Linked DNA regions of Homo sapiens: region 1 is linked to region 2. Evidence: chromatin contacts called from ENCODE Hi-C or POLR2A ChIA-PET data. All regions are on one chromosome and are shown on one strand. The core of a region is the stretch at or near the end of the contact, and the rest is flanking DNA. Distances in the headings are between cores, read along the strand shown. Region 1 overlaps UBE2O (ubiquitin conjugating enzyme E2 O). Region 2 holds the start of MRPL38 (mitochondrial ribosomal protein L38).

Region 1 (6,381 bases), core at 2,204-4,703, 500 kb before region 2:
AAATCCAGGAGCCATTGCAAGCTGACCTGTTGTCTACACACTCACCAGGGACCTAGTGTGGGGCTGGTCGTCCGCTTGTCCTTGAGGTCCCAGGCTGTCTGTGAAGCCTCAGCGGGCACTTGGCATGATGCTGGACCTTTTCTGTTTGAGACTACTGCAAGCTGTGAGCTGAAAACCTAGTATTGGGGCCAGGCACAGTGGCTCACGCCTGTAATCCCAGCACTTTGGGAGGCTGAGGCAAGAGGATCACTTGAGCTCAGGAGTTCAAGAACAGCCTGGGCAACATGGTAAAACCCAGTCTCTACAAAAAAAATAAAATTAGCCGGGTGGTGGCATGTGCCTGTAGTCCCAGCTACTCAGGAGGCTGAGGCAGAAGGATTACTTGAGCCCAGGTGGTTGAGGCTGCAGTGAACCCTGCTTGCGCCACTGCCCTCCAACCTGGGTGGCAGAGTGAGACCCTGTCTCAAGAAAAAAAAGAAAAAATCTGGTATTGATTACATCACTAACCTCCAGAAGCGGTGGGGTTGCCTTTTACCCCGGGATTAAAAGAGAGCACCCATGTCTCGTCCTGTTTGGCCTTCCCTGGTGTCTGACACCTGGAGATGACTGTGGCATGGCTGGTGGCTTCCAGCCTTGAGCTGTAAGTGCTTAGGCTCCATGCAGGCCCCTGCTTTTGGACTTCTTCCAGCTCCCCTTTTTGAACTGGGAGCCCATTTAGTGTTCAAATGCTGGTGCTAGTGGCCAGGCACAAAGCCGCCTTTTCCCTTGGGGCAAGGGCATGGCCTCCAGGAGCAGCCCAGCCTTTAGGAGCCATCCGCTCCTACAGGGACATGACAATCAAAATCACTTGAAAGTAGCTTCTTGGCCAGGTGGAGCGGCTCACACCTGTAATCCCAACACTTTGGTGGCAGGAGGATTGCTTCAGCCCAGGAATTTGAGACCAGCCTGGGTAACATGGCAAAACCCTTTCTCTACAAAAAATTACAAAAATTAGCCAAGCATGGTGGCGTACGCCTGTAGTCCCAGCTATTCAGGAGACAGGTGGGAGTATTACCTGGAAGATGGAGCCATGATTGCACTCCAGCCTGGGCGACAGAGTGAAACTCTGTTCTTCCCACCCACCCCCTCCCCCACCACACCAAAAAAAAGTAGCTTCTTTATTTAGCGTCTTTGTATTTTCAACATGTTGATCAGCCTCAGTTTGTGTTTTCTATTCCTGGATCACTTTATACAGTGAATTTGGATTCCACCTGGTCAGTCAAGGTCAGTGTTATGAATGAGAGTCTGGACCAGGAGCTGCAGGACGAGCTAGTTGCTTTTGCTGTGTTATTGGGGGTCAGCCTCAAGACTGCAGCTCAGAGAAGCAGCATGTGCCTTGGGAGTCAGGCAGCCGTGGAGGGAGAGTGCTCCTGGCAGGAGAGGCCCCCGGTGAGCTTCCCCGGCTCCTGAATGCCTGCTCTGAGTGGCCCCCAGCATAGCTTCGGGGAGCTCAAATGGGGCACAACAGAAGTGCCCAGCCTCCTGCCACGTTGCCCTCTGCCCTGGCATTGTCCCTGACCCCTCACTTACCATTTGATTGCTTTCCTACTTGATGTATCCAGAGGCTGGTCCGCAGACCCACCTTCTCTGCCATTGTTCGGGTCTCAGCACCTGCGTCTCCAGAGCACCTTCAGGGCTTCTCAGCTGTGGCACTGCGGGTGCGTTGGCCACGCCATTCTTCGTTGAGGGATGTCCTGTGCGTTGTTAGATGCTCAGCATTCTGGCCTCTGCCCACTAGATACCAGAACCCCCACCACCCTTTATGACCACCGAAAGTGTCTCCAGACATTGCCAAATGTCCTTTGAGGAGCAAAATTACCCCTAGGTGAGAACCACTGGGCTAACCAGCCTCCGTGCTCCCTCTCTCAGCACGTTCCCTGCCCAAAAATCAGGTAATGTTTTGGATATCACCATCAGGCAGGGCTCTGAGTGGAGGCCTTCAGGGGCTTCCATCTTGCTCAGGATAGAATCTCAAGCCCTCCCTGTGGCTCTCTAAGGCCTGAATAACAGCACCATGCCTTCTGCCTTCTTGAAGCCTTGCCGGCCTGTGCCAGTCACCCCACCCAGCACCTTGACAGCTACTCCTCCCTGCTTGGTAAGCTCATTCCCCATCTCATCCCGATCTCTGGTTCAGCATCACCTCGGAGGGGCCTTTCCTGACCACACATTTAAAATTCTTCACTGTGCTCTCCCTCTGCTGGCCCCCATGTGGCCTAGTTTTTCTTCATGGCACTTGGTACCACCTTCTCTGCGTCTGTCTGTCTGCATCCCCCCTGCAGGAGAATGGGCGCTTAGCATGTGCCAGAATCCCTCTCCTCGGAGGGCAACTGTGTTGTTTGCTGCTCCTGTTTCCAGAGGAGGCACAGAGGATGTCGGTCCTGGGTTCCACTGGGCAGCCCCACTGTTGAGTCACATGTGTGCAAAGTGGTGTGTGTTTGCCAGGGGCGGTGGCTCACGCCTGTAATCCCAGCACTTTGGGAGGCTGAGGAGGGCAGGTCATGGGGTCAGGAGTTGGAGACCAGCCTGACCAACATGGTGAAACTCCATCTCTACTAGAAATACAAAAATTAGCCGGGCATGGTTGTGCATGCCTGTAATCCCACTACTCAGGAGGCTGAGGCAGGAGAATCACTTGAACCCCAGAGGCGGAGGTTGCAGTGAGCTGAGGTCGTGCCACTGCACTCCAACCTGGGCGACAAAGCGAGACTCTGTCTCAAAAAAAAAAAAAGTAGTGTGTGTTCATTTTAAACCAGCCACCACCCCTTCTGGCTTAGAGACACTGTTAGCATTTTGGCATCTTGTCTTGTCCTTTTTCTGTTCAGAAACCTCTGATAGTTACGACTCTCTAAGAAATAGACAATAGGCTGGGCGCGGTGGCTCACGCCTGTAATCCCAGCACTTTGGGAGGCCGAGGCTGGCAGATCACGAGGTTAGGAGATCGAGAGCATCGTGGCTAATATGGTGAAACCCCGTCTCTACTGAAAATACAAAAAATTAGCCGGGCGTGGTGGCGGGCGCCTGTAGTCCCAGCTACTCAGGAGGCTGAGGCAGGAGGATGGCGTGAACCCGGGAGGCGGAGCTTGCAGTGAGCCGAGATCGCGCCACTGCACTCCAGCCTGGGCCAGAGAGTGAGACTCCATCTCAAAAAAAAAAAAGAAATGTTAGACAATAAATAGCTCACCAACTCTGAGGTTGTTTAGAATTTCAGAGCCCATGAGGACAGTTGAAATCTCTTCACCCCCGACCCCAGATCCCCTCCTAGTAACAATTTTTTTTTAAACTACAAGCAGGGCACCCCTTAACAGTAGGGATTGGGTTTATTCCAAGGTTTAGTTTTGTTCACAAATCTGGTGCTTTCCCAGAGTGGGCACAGTGCCCTCTAGTGTTCACCTGCCAGGCCGGCTGGCACCTGTCATTTGCTCTTTGGAGGTAGAAGGGGAAGTGGAGGGCAAACTGTGCCTAGCAGGCATCCGCAGTCAGTGGCCACCATTGCTGCCTTCCACTTGCCTCAGAAATGAAGAGAGTTTTTCTTTCTTTCATAAGCAGAAGAATCACTGTCTTTAAATGTGTAGACCTGCCAGAAGTCTTTCCCTGTCTCTGTAGCTCTGGGGAGAGATGAGCTTTTTATTTGGTTAAGAGAATGGACTCTGGAGCCAAACTGCCTGCGTTCAGGTCCCAGCTCCACTACTTGTGACATTGAATGAGTTGCTTATTTTCTCTTGGTCTCAGTTTGCGTATCTGCAAAATGAGCATGGCAGTGATGTGCTTCATGGGTTGTGGAGCACCTCATGGGCGAAGACAGTGAAACGCTTGGAGAACTGTCTGCCAGGTAGGAAGCACCTGGTTAGCATGAGGCGAAAAACTCCAGAGCTCTTGCATTCGCCAGGAGCACGTCGGTTCCTTCCTGACGGGGGCACTGAAAGGCTTTGTGAAGCAGGTTGTGCATACGGGGGCAGGGAGAGGAGGACATTTGGAAGTAACTGTTCAGTGGAGTGGCTCACAGATGGGAGGGTATGGGCTTATTTGGAGAAAGCCAGTGCCCAGTATGGGTGGGGTATAGGAAGTTAGGAAGGAAAGTCACAAGAGCCTCCCAAGTCATCCTAAGTCCTTCCACATGCCGTTGTCTTGGGTTCTAATTCCCAGTGGAAGGGAGTGTAGCCACCATGTTACCATCCCCCAGCCCCTTGTCGCTCCCACTCTGCTCCCAGCACCATCAGGTCTTTGGAGAAATGTAACTCCTTGTCATAGAAAGGTCAGAAGAGCCCCTGGAGGCAGCATCCTGGTGAGGTGGAGCTGCTGTTGTCTGGAGACCCCACGGGAAGAATGGCATTTGCTGCCAGCCTCCCTCTCCTGGGAGCACTGGGCACTGCCTGCCCTGCCAGCCTCTGGCCTTGCCATGATGCCAGCTTTCACCAGCTGTTTTTTTCTGCTTCAGCCTCAGAGTTGACACCTCGGTTTCCCCTGCACTCCCAAGGGTGCTGTTAGGCTGAACAGGGTGTTTCATCAGTGACGGCACTGATTTAGGTCTGTGTCTGCGTTCTTCTCTCCTCCTTTCCTGGCTGCTCTCTCAGGGACCCCCAAGTGGTGGAGGCAGCCCTCCTGCCACACATGGTGCAGCCCCCCTTGCATTGGATTCTCCTGTCCTGCCGCTTCTGGCTTCTCTGGGAGCAATTGTGGCTTTTTGAAGTCTAAAATGGGAGCAGGGGATTAAGATAGGGTGGGGCAGCACAAAAAAATGCCGTATCTCAGAGTGGAGATTTGGGCACAGAGGGTTACAGGCACAGAATATTCTTTGATTTAGAAAAGTGGCACCGTCACGCCAGCATGCCTCTCCAGCCTCCTGGGGTCTTGGAGCAGAGATAAGGAGAGCCTGACCTTTCAGGGGTCTTCACCCTGCAGCTCACAGGGCCAGTGATCACAGCTGCCGACCTTGCTGAGCACCTACTCTGTACCGTGCACCATGTGCCACCTGCGGTCCGCTGCCTTGGTGACTCCACCTCAGCCATGCTGAGACAGCTGCCATCATCTCTCCTTCCACATGTCGGCAGGAGTGGTTTGCCTGACGTTCCTGTGTCTGACTCAAGAACCCTGCGTTTAAGGACTGGGCAAGTTGTCATTTGAAACAGGCTCATACCTGGATGCAGTGGCTCACGCCTGTAATCCCAGCACTTTGGGAGGCTGAGGTGGGCAGATCACGAGGTCAGGAGTTCGAGACCAGCCTGGCCAACATGGTGAAGCCCCATCTCTACTAAAAATACAAAAATTAGCCGGGCGTGGTGGCACGTGCCTGCAGTCCCACCTACTCGGGAGGCTGAGACGGGAGAATTGCTTGAACCTGGGAGGCGAAGGTTGCAGCGAGCCGAGACTGCGCCATTGCACTCCAGTTTGGGCAACACAGCGAGACTCCATCTCAAAAAAAAAAAAAAAAAAAAAAAAACAACTTGGGCTCATGAGTTCCCATGGGACTCTCTGCACTGCTGGTTGGTGGTGGGGTTCATTGCTTTTCTTTCCTTTTTTTTTTTGTGAGTCACGTTCTTCTACTAGCAGAGTTTGTTTTAGTTGTCATTGCCAGCATTTAAGTGACCTTGAGCCAGTATCTTCCTTTTTCGGCGACTCAGTTCTCCTTTCTTGGTGGTGACCTCTCAGTGCCCCCAGGTCAAGAGAGGCCACCACGGAGGAGTGTCTGGTTGGCTATTTGAGGAAACAGCTCTCCAGCCATGTGGTTTGGGGTCTCGGAGGTGGACACACACAGAGACCCATCCATGATTATGACCCAGTGAAGAACCATAGAGGAGCTGCCCCAGGTTTGAGGAACCAGCTAAAAAAGACGCAGGCTGGCCTGGTGGGAGCATCACGTGCCTGGGCTTTTGGGCGATGGAGCAGCAGGAGGCAGTGGCCGCTGCCAGCTGTGCGTAAAGAGACAATCAGGTGCTCGTGCAGTTGGCCGGGCTCCAAGAGCCAACCATCCTGAGGGTTACTTAGCAGCCTGCAGGGCTCCAAGCGCAGCAGATAAGGTGCAGGCCGCAGCTGGTCAGGAGGATAACCCAGATTAGAACATGGTGTCCGGTGATAGCCAGGCTTCAGGGTGACCCACCGCAGCCCAGTGTCCTGCTTCTCCCCCAGCCCACTCTCCCTCAGCACTGATCAGCTAGGGCAGGCACTTGCAGAGGGCAGAAAAAAGATTGAACGCAAAGCAAATGTTTTGCTCTCTGTAGAATGGGCTGTTAAATCCTTCATTAAAGTGCAGCCTTATGTGATCTGTCATTGAGCTGCACTGTTCAGTGTGAGGAAGGCTACCTCCGGCAAGCCAAGTGCCTCTGGTGGGTGAGACAGTGACCACAG
Region 2 (6,471 bases), core at 3,902-6,401:
TGGCGATGGTGGGGTGTGGGGAGGGACGAGGAGGGAAGCCTCTGTGCTGCTCACCTGCCCAAAGCCCAGCTCAGCGGGTACGCAGTGGAGGCGACAAGGAACCAATCACAACTACAGAGGTTTCTCTGATCCTCCTCCACTCCCGCTGCTTCAACTTGACTAAGCTTAAAAAAACTGCTTTTGCCATGGCTCATCGGAGTTTATACTTATTTCTTAGAAAATGTTTCCTGTTATTTGCTGGACAAGTCCCAAAGAACAGGCAGATGTTCTTATTAAAAGATCAGCCTATAAGATTGGTCAGGACCAGGCGCCTCTGGCCACGTGCCTCTCCCCTCCAGCACCTGCGGTCTGCGGTGGCACCTGGCAGCTGGACCACAGCCAGGAGAAGGGTACTATTAGCCCTGCTTCAAACATGCAGAAACTGAGGCCCGGGGAGATTAAATAACCTGCCTGAAATGACAGTGAGTAGCTGCGCCTGGATTTGAGTTCTGCTCTGGCCAATCCCCAAGCTCCACGCTGTCAGCCACCCCGCTCTCCTACCTCCCAGAGGAGCAGGCTACACTCCTGGTAGGTGCTGGTGTGGGAGGAAGATCTTTTCAGGCGCTTCTGGGGCTGGTACCAACACTGAGGAGGGAAGTATCACATGCCCCATTGGAAGCCTTGGTTAAGTCTCAAATTTGATTCTCCACAAAAGAGACTCAACCAGTCCTGAGGCAGACCTGTGCAAAGAGCTGGGGGGGTCTAAGGATGGGCACGTCGGCCCAGGGGCAGCTGGTATCTAGGCAGCCACCTGCAGGACCTGCAGGTGATCAAGCACATACATCGGGGAGGGCGGTGCTGGGAGACCCACAGGGGGAGAGCATGGCCTTCAAGACAGAGTAGGGAGAAGAGGTTAGAATGAGAGGGCTTTGCATATCTTGTTAAAGACGTGCAACTTTTCAGGGCAAATTTGTCTGAGGGCAAATTTTCAGGTCTTCACTAGAAGATTTTAAACAAGGTTGAACCATATTTGTATTTTAGAAAACCCATTGGCCAGGCACGGTGGTTCACGCCTGTAGTCCTAACACTTTGGGAGGCCAAGGTGGGTGGATCACTTGAAATCAGGAGTTCAAAACCAGCCTGGCCAACATGGTGAAACTCTGTTTCTACTAAAAATACAAAAAAACTAGCTGGGCATGGTGGTGTGTGCCTGTAATCCCAGCTACTTAGGAGGCTGAGGCAGGAGGATCGCTTGAACCCGGGAGGCACAGGTTGCAGAGAGCCGAGATTGCACCACTGCACTCCAGCCTAGGCGAGAGAGCAAGACTCCGTCTCAAAAAAAAAACAACAACAAAAGAAAACCCATTGTGTCTGCAGGGTGGGGACCGGACCAGAGGGGGCAAGAGTGGGACAGAGGATGTGTGGGAAGGCAGCTGGCAATGGTGCAGGGGAGGGACTGTGGGCAAGACTACCGGGCATGGCAGGGAGGGCCCACAGAAAAGTGGCCCTCGGGCCTAGTGCCAGTCATGGAGGATCAGAAAGGAAGACGTGTTGAGGACGCCCAGGTTCCTGGCTTGGGTGACTGGGTGGTGTCACAGATGAGTATACAGTGCCGGGGGGACAGCCAAGCAGAGACATTCCACAGGCACTCAGTTATAATGGCACTTTACTCAGTGTAAGCACTCAGCATTCCTGTCACCGCCATGAGGGTGTGGCAGGCATCCTAATTATCCCCTTCAGCCTTCTCCCAGGCCACAGACACTGGAGAGGGCTGAGTACAGAAATGAGTGTTGTGTAGCTGCAGCTCTTTTTTTCCTTCAAAATTGTAAACAAGATCATAACCCAAGTGCTTCATTCAGTTCCTTTTAGAGAGAGAAATATTGCGGCCGGGCGCGGTGGCTCACGTCTGTAATCCCAGCATTTTGGCAGGCCAAGGTGGGTGGATTACCTGAGGTCAGGAGTTCGAGACCAGCCTGACCAACGTGGTGAAACCCCGTCTCTACTGAAAATACAAAAATTAGCCGGGCGTGGTGGCGTGTGGCCTGTAGTCCCAGCTACTTGGGAGGCTGAGGCAGGAGAATCGCTTGAACCCAGGAGGGAGAGGTTGCAGTGAGCCGAGATTGTGTCACTGCCCTTCAGCCTGGGTGACAGAGTGAGATTTTGTCTAAAAAAAAAAAAAAAGAAAAAAAAGAAAAAGAAATATTGGTGGAATGTAATGGGTAAAACATACTGGTGCAGGTGCCGGGCGCAGTGGCTCACGCCTGTAATCCCAGCACTTTGGGAGGCCGAGGCGGGCGGATCACGAGGTCAGGAGATCGAGACCATCCTGGCTAACACGGTGAAACCCCGTCTCTACTAAAAATACAAAAAATTAGCCGGGCGTGGTGGCGGGCGCCTGTAGTCCCAGCTACTTGGGAGGCTGAGGCAGGAAAATGGCATGAACCTGGGAAGCGGAGCTTGCAGTGAGCCGAGATCAGGCCACTACACTCCAGCCTGGGCGACAGAGCAAGACTCTGTCTCAAAAAAAAAAAAAAAAAAAAAAAAAAAAACTGGTGCAGTGGTACACACCTGTAGCTGCTATCAGGAGGCCAAGGTGGGAGGATGGCTTGAGCCCAGGAGTTCAAGACCAGCCTGGGCAACATAGTGAGACCCCCATATATTTTTTTAAAATGGTAGAGCCACTGCTTCTAGTTTCAAGATATTCATCGTTATTTGCTTCAAGTTGGTACACGTGGGAATCCACGTGAAGCCTCTCTCAAACTGTTAATATCCAAGCAAGCGCCAATCAGGGTTCTAGGACAGCAAGAGGACAAGAATGGAGGAATGCACCGCCACCTGGGTGGCCAGCAGCTTCCACGCCAACTGCCAAGGCCCCATACATCTTCATCTGGAGAGGGCTGGGAGGGTCGTGGGGTAGAGCGGGTGGGTTTAGAGGCTGAAGAAAATGATTCAGAAACAAAAGGACAAGGTGGCCGGGTGCAGTGGCTCACACCTGTAATCCCAGCACTTTGGGAGGCCGAGGTGGGTGGGTCACCTGAGGTCAGTAGTTTGAGACCAGCTTGGCCAATATGGTGAAACCAAGTCTCTACTAAAAATACAAAAAATTAGCCAGGCGTGGTGGTGCATGCCTGTAATCCCAGCTACTCGGGAGGCTGAGGCAGGAGAATCACTTGAACCTGGGAGGCGGAAGTTGCAGTGAGTCGAGGTCGTGCCCCTACACTCCAGCCTGGGCGACAGAAACTCCATCTCAAAAAAAAAAAAAAAAAGGACAAGGTAAAACAGCCACGATGTAAACACACAATCCAGTTATGCTCCTGTACTGCATAACTGCAGTATGGAATGTCACAATAAGCAACTCCTTACGAGCAGGACTGGGTGTGACTGCCCCACGTATTCCCCTCCACACTTAGCATGTAGCAGGTGCACACTGCTGGGTGGATTAGAAATGACTGTGAAAGGTTTAGCTGTTTGGCTGCTGTTTATGAAAACCAGTGGAAGGTGTGGCCACTTCCTGCTGGATGGAGAGACCCTCATTCCATTCTCATTCCATCTCAAAGTGATTGTGAGGGTCAAGCTTCTGCTGGTGCCAGAGCCACTGGCCTGGTCACCACCAGCCCTGGCCTGGGATGTCAGAGCAGGCTTCCTGGAGAGACCCCTCTCCTGGGGCTGGGTGGTGGCCAGGCCAAGGTGGGGCAGTGAGGAGGTGAGAGGCAGAAGACACAGCGTATACAAAGGCCCCGTGGCCTGGAGGCAAAGTGCGATGGAAAAGTCTTGCCTTTTAGGGCAGGAGGGCCAGGGCTGGGGCAAAGGAGGGTCCCAGATTCCCCAGGCTACCAAGTTTTGCCATGGTAGAACTGGATCACAAGGGCAAGCCTGAGTCCTGCCAGAAACATTCACATCTGCACTTAACCAGGTCACTTCTGCCTTTGTGTGGATAATGAGAAGTTGGAGATAGTTGAGCTAACACACAAACCACTGCGAGCGCTTTCCAGAGGGTAATCTTTTCATCCTGACAGCTGTCAGGTAAGCACTAGTGTTAACCTGCTTTTTCCCAAATGAGGAAACCACAAGGAAGACAGTAAGGTCACGATCTGGTTTTTTTTTGGGGGGGGGGAGGGGCATTTTGAGACGGTGTCTCACTCTGGCACCGAGGTGGTGGCGCAATCTCGTCTCACTGCAGCTTCTGCCTCCCGGGTTCAAGTTAATTCTTGTGCCATAGCCTCCTGAGTAGCTGGGATTACAGGCGCCTGCCACCACGCCCGGCTAATTTTTGTATCATTAGTAGAGATACAAAAATTTTTGTATCTTTAGGGTTTTGCCATGTTCGTAGGGCTGGTCTCAAACTAATTACCTCAGATGATCCGCCCACCTCGGCCTCCCAAAGTGCTGGGATTACAGGTATGAGCCACCGCGCCCAGCCACAATCTGGGTTTTTATTACTATTATTTTATTATTATTATTATTATTGAAATAGAGTTTTCACTTTTGTCGCCCATGCTGGAGTGCAGTGGCGCGATCTCGGCTCACTGCAGCCTCCGCCTCTGCCTCCCAGGTTCAAGCGAGTCTCCTCCCTCAGCCTCCCGAGTAGCTGGGATTACAGGCGTATGCCACGCCCGGCTAATTTTTGTATTTTGAGTAGAGACGGGTTTTCACCGTGTTGGCCAGGATGGTCTCGATCTCCTGACTTCGTGATCCACCCGCCTTGGCCTCCCAAAGTGCTGGGATTCCCGGCGTGAGCCACCGCGCCCAGCCCTCAATCTGGGTTTTAAACCCAAGCAGAGTCCGGAATCGGAGCTCGCACCCCTTCTCCCAACCAGGCCTGCGTCCCTGGGGAAATCAGGACGCAGCGTCCAGGGGTTGGAGGAGGGCCCCGGCGGCCGACCCCGGTCTGTGCCGCCCCCTGGTGGCCAGCCATGGGCGAGCATATGACTGCTCTCGGCTCCGCCCCGCCGTCCAACGGGCACTTCCGGAGCCGGGCGTCTACAGACCGCGGCCACCTTCCACCTGCGCCCGAGGCAGACGGTGCAGGGGCCTCCGGGACAGGCGTCTGAGGCCTGCTCCGCAGCGCGGGCCCGGGGGCGGGCCTAGGGGCGGGGCCTGCTGTGGTGCGCTCAGGCACCGCGCTGGCCACCTGTGCCCGGGTCCTAGTGGCGGCCGCAGTGTCGCAGGCCGGAGGGAAGATGGCGGCGCCCTGGTGGCGAGCCGCGCTGTGCGAGTGTCGGAGATGGCGGGGCTTCAGCACCTCGGGTGAGGGGTGGGCAGCTCTGCGGGGGGGGGGGGGGGGGCTGTCGCCCGAGCTGTGGGGCGCCGGCCTTACGTCTTCTCTCTGCCCGCAGCCGTCCTGGGCCGCCGGACACCCCCGCTGGGGCCGATGCCCAACAGTGACATCGACTTGAGCAACCTGGAGCGGCTGGAGAAGTACCGGAGCTTCGACCGCTACCGGCGCCGAGCAGAGCAGGAGGCGCAGGCCCCGCACTGGTGGCGGACCTACCGAGAGTATTTCGGGGAGAAGACAGGTGCGGGGCGACTGGAGCAGGGGCTGCAGCCACCGCCCGGGGAACTCGGGACCCGCCGGCGTTTTCCCCGGGCGCTGGGCGAGCCTTGCCGGCGCCCTTGTGGATGCTGGGGACGCTGGGAGGGCCTGCCTGCAGACCTGTGTGCGCTATCGGCAGCTTAATCACCCCAGGATTTTTCACACCTTCTGCACCTCATTCTTGGAAAATTCGCTCCCCCTACTATTAGAGTTCCAGCTCCTAAAATATTTGCTCCTAAAATCTTGACCACCTGACTTTCCGGATTGGGATGCCGTTCTGTGCGCCTCAAATACTCTGTAGGTAACTCTGGCCACACTGCATTCTGACTGTGCGCTGCCTCTCCCCAGATTGTAAGCGCCCTGTTGACAGGGATCCTGCTTGTCTTGCCCTCCATTGGATCCTTGCACCCGAACAGTGCAAGGATGTACATGTGCAATACTTTGCTGAATGAAATTAAAGGCCTGGGCAGGGTGACTCAAAAAAGAACCCAACCTGGCCGGGCGCGGTGGCTCACGCCTGTAATCCCAGCACTTTGGGAGGCCTAGGCGGGCGGATCACCTGAGGTCGGGAGTTCGAGACCAGCCTGACCAACATGGAGAAACCCCGTGTCTGCTAAAAATACAAAATTAACTGGGCGTGGTGTCGCATGCCTGTAATCCCAGCTACTCGGGAGGCCTCTGAGGCAGGAGAATCGCTTGAACCCAGGAGGCAGAGGTTGCGGTGAGCCGAGATCGCGCCATTGCACACCAGCCTGGGCAACAAGAGCGAAACTCCGTCTCAAAAAGAAAAAAAAAAAAAGACCCCAACCTTTAAGGAACTTACAATTTATGGAGTATATGCTTTTCTTTTCTTTTCTTTTCTTTAGCATTTATAGAGGCAGTTTTGTGGTGGTTAAAGGCACAAGCGTGGAATCTAAATAGCCCGATTTAAATCCTAGCTCAGCCTCTCGGATAATGTC

Evidence for each region. Hi-C counts contacts between places; a loop is a spot of excess contacts on that map. ChIA-PET counts read pairs that join two places held with the same protein, here RNA polymerase II (POLR2A). Pooled maps may share reads with other maps.
Region 1: a pooled map shows a loop between it and region 2 (2.6-fold over the local background). The contact joins the enhancer-like site here to the promoter of MRPL38 in region 2. A Hi-C loop is called at or near these places in 2 of 50 pooled maps. POLR2A ChIA-PET finds 5 or more read pairs at or near these places in 3 of 52 experiments (AG04450, GM12878 and Panc1).

Annotation. Positions count from the first base shown.
Region 1 is chr17:76,405,788-76,412,168 of GRCh38, reverse strand. All of the region lies in intron 1 of UBE2O (ubiquitin conjugating enzyme E2 O), which reads left to right. Among named protein-coding and RNA genes, the nearest start is that of SPHK1, 24 kb to the right of the region's middle. Within about 2 kb of position 3,453, at least 3 of the 41 ENCODE cell types and tissues checked have a DNase peak (open chromatin) inside an H3K27ac peak, as active enhancers do.
Region 2 is chr17:75,903,564-75,910,034 of GRCh38, reverse strand. It overlaps MRPL38 (mitochondrial ribosomal protein L38), which reads left to right and starts at 5,151. Exons shown (of 9, transcript NM_032478.4): 1 at 5,151-5,226; 2 at 5,316-5,495. The coding sequence starts at 5,160. FBF1 (Fas binding factor 1) reads left to right here. Exons shown (of 30, transcript NM_001319193.2): 30 at 1-461. RefSeq lists silencers at 4,746-5,225, 5,236-5,285, 5,306-5,355.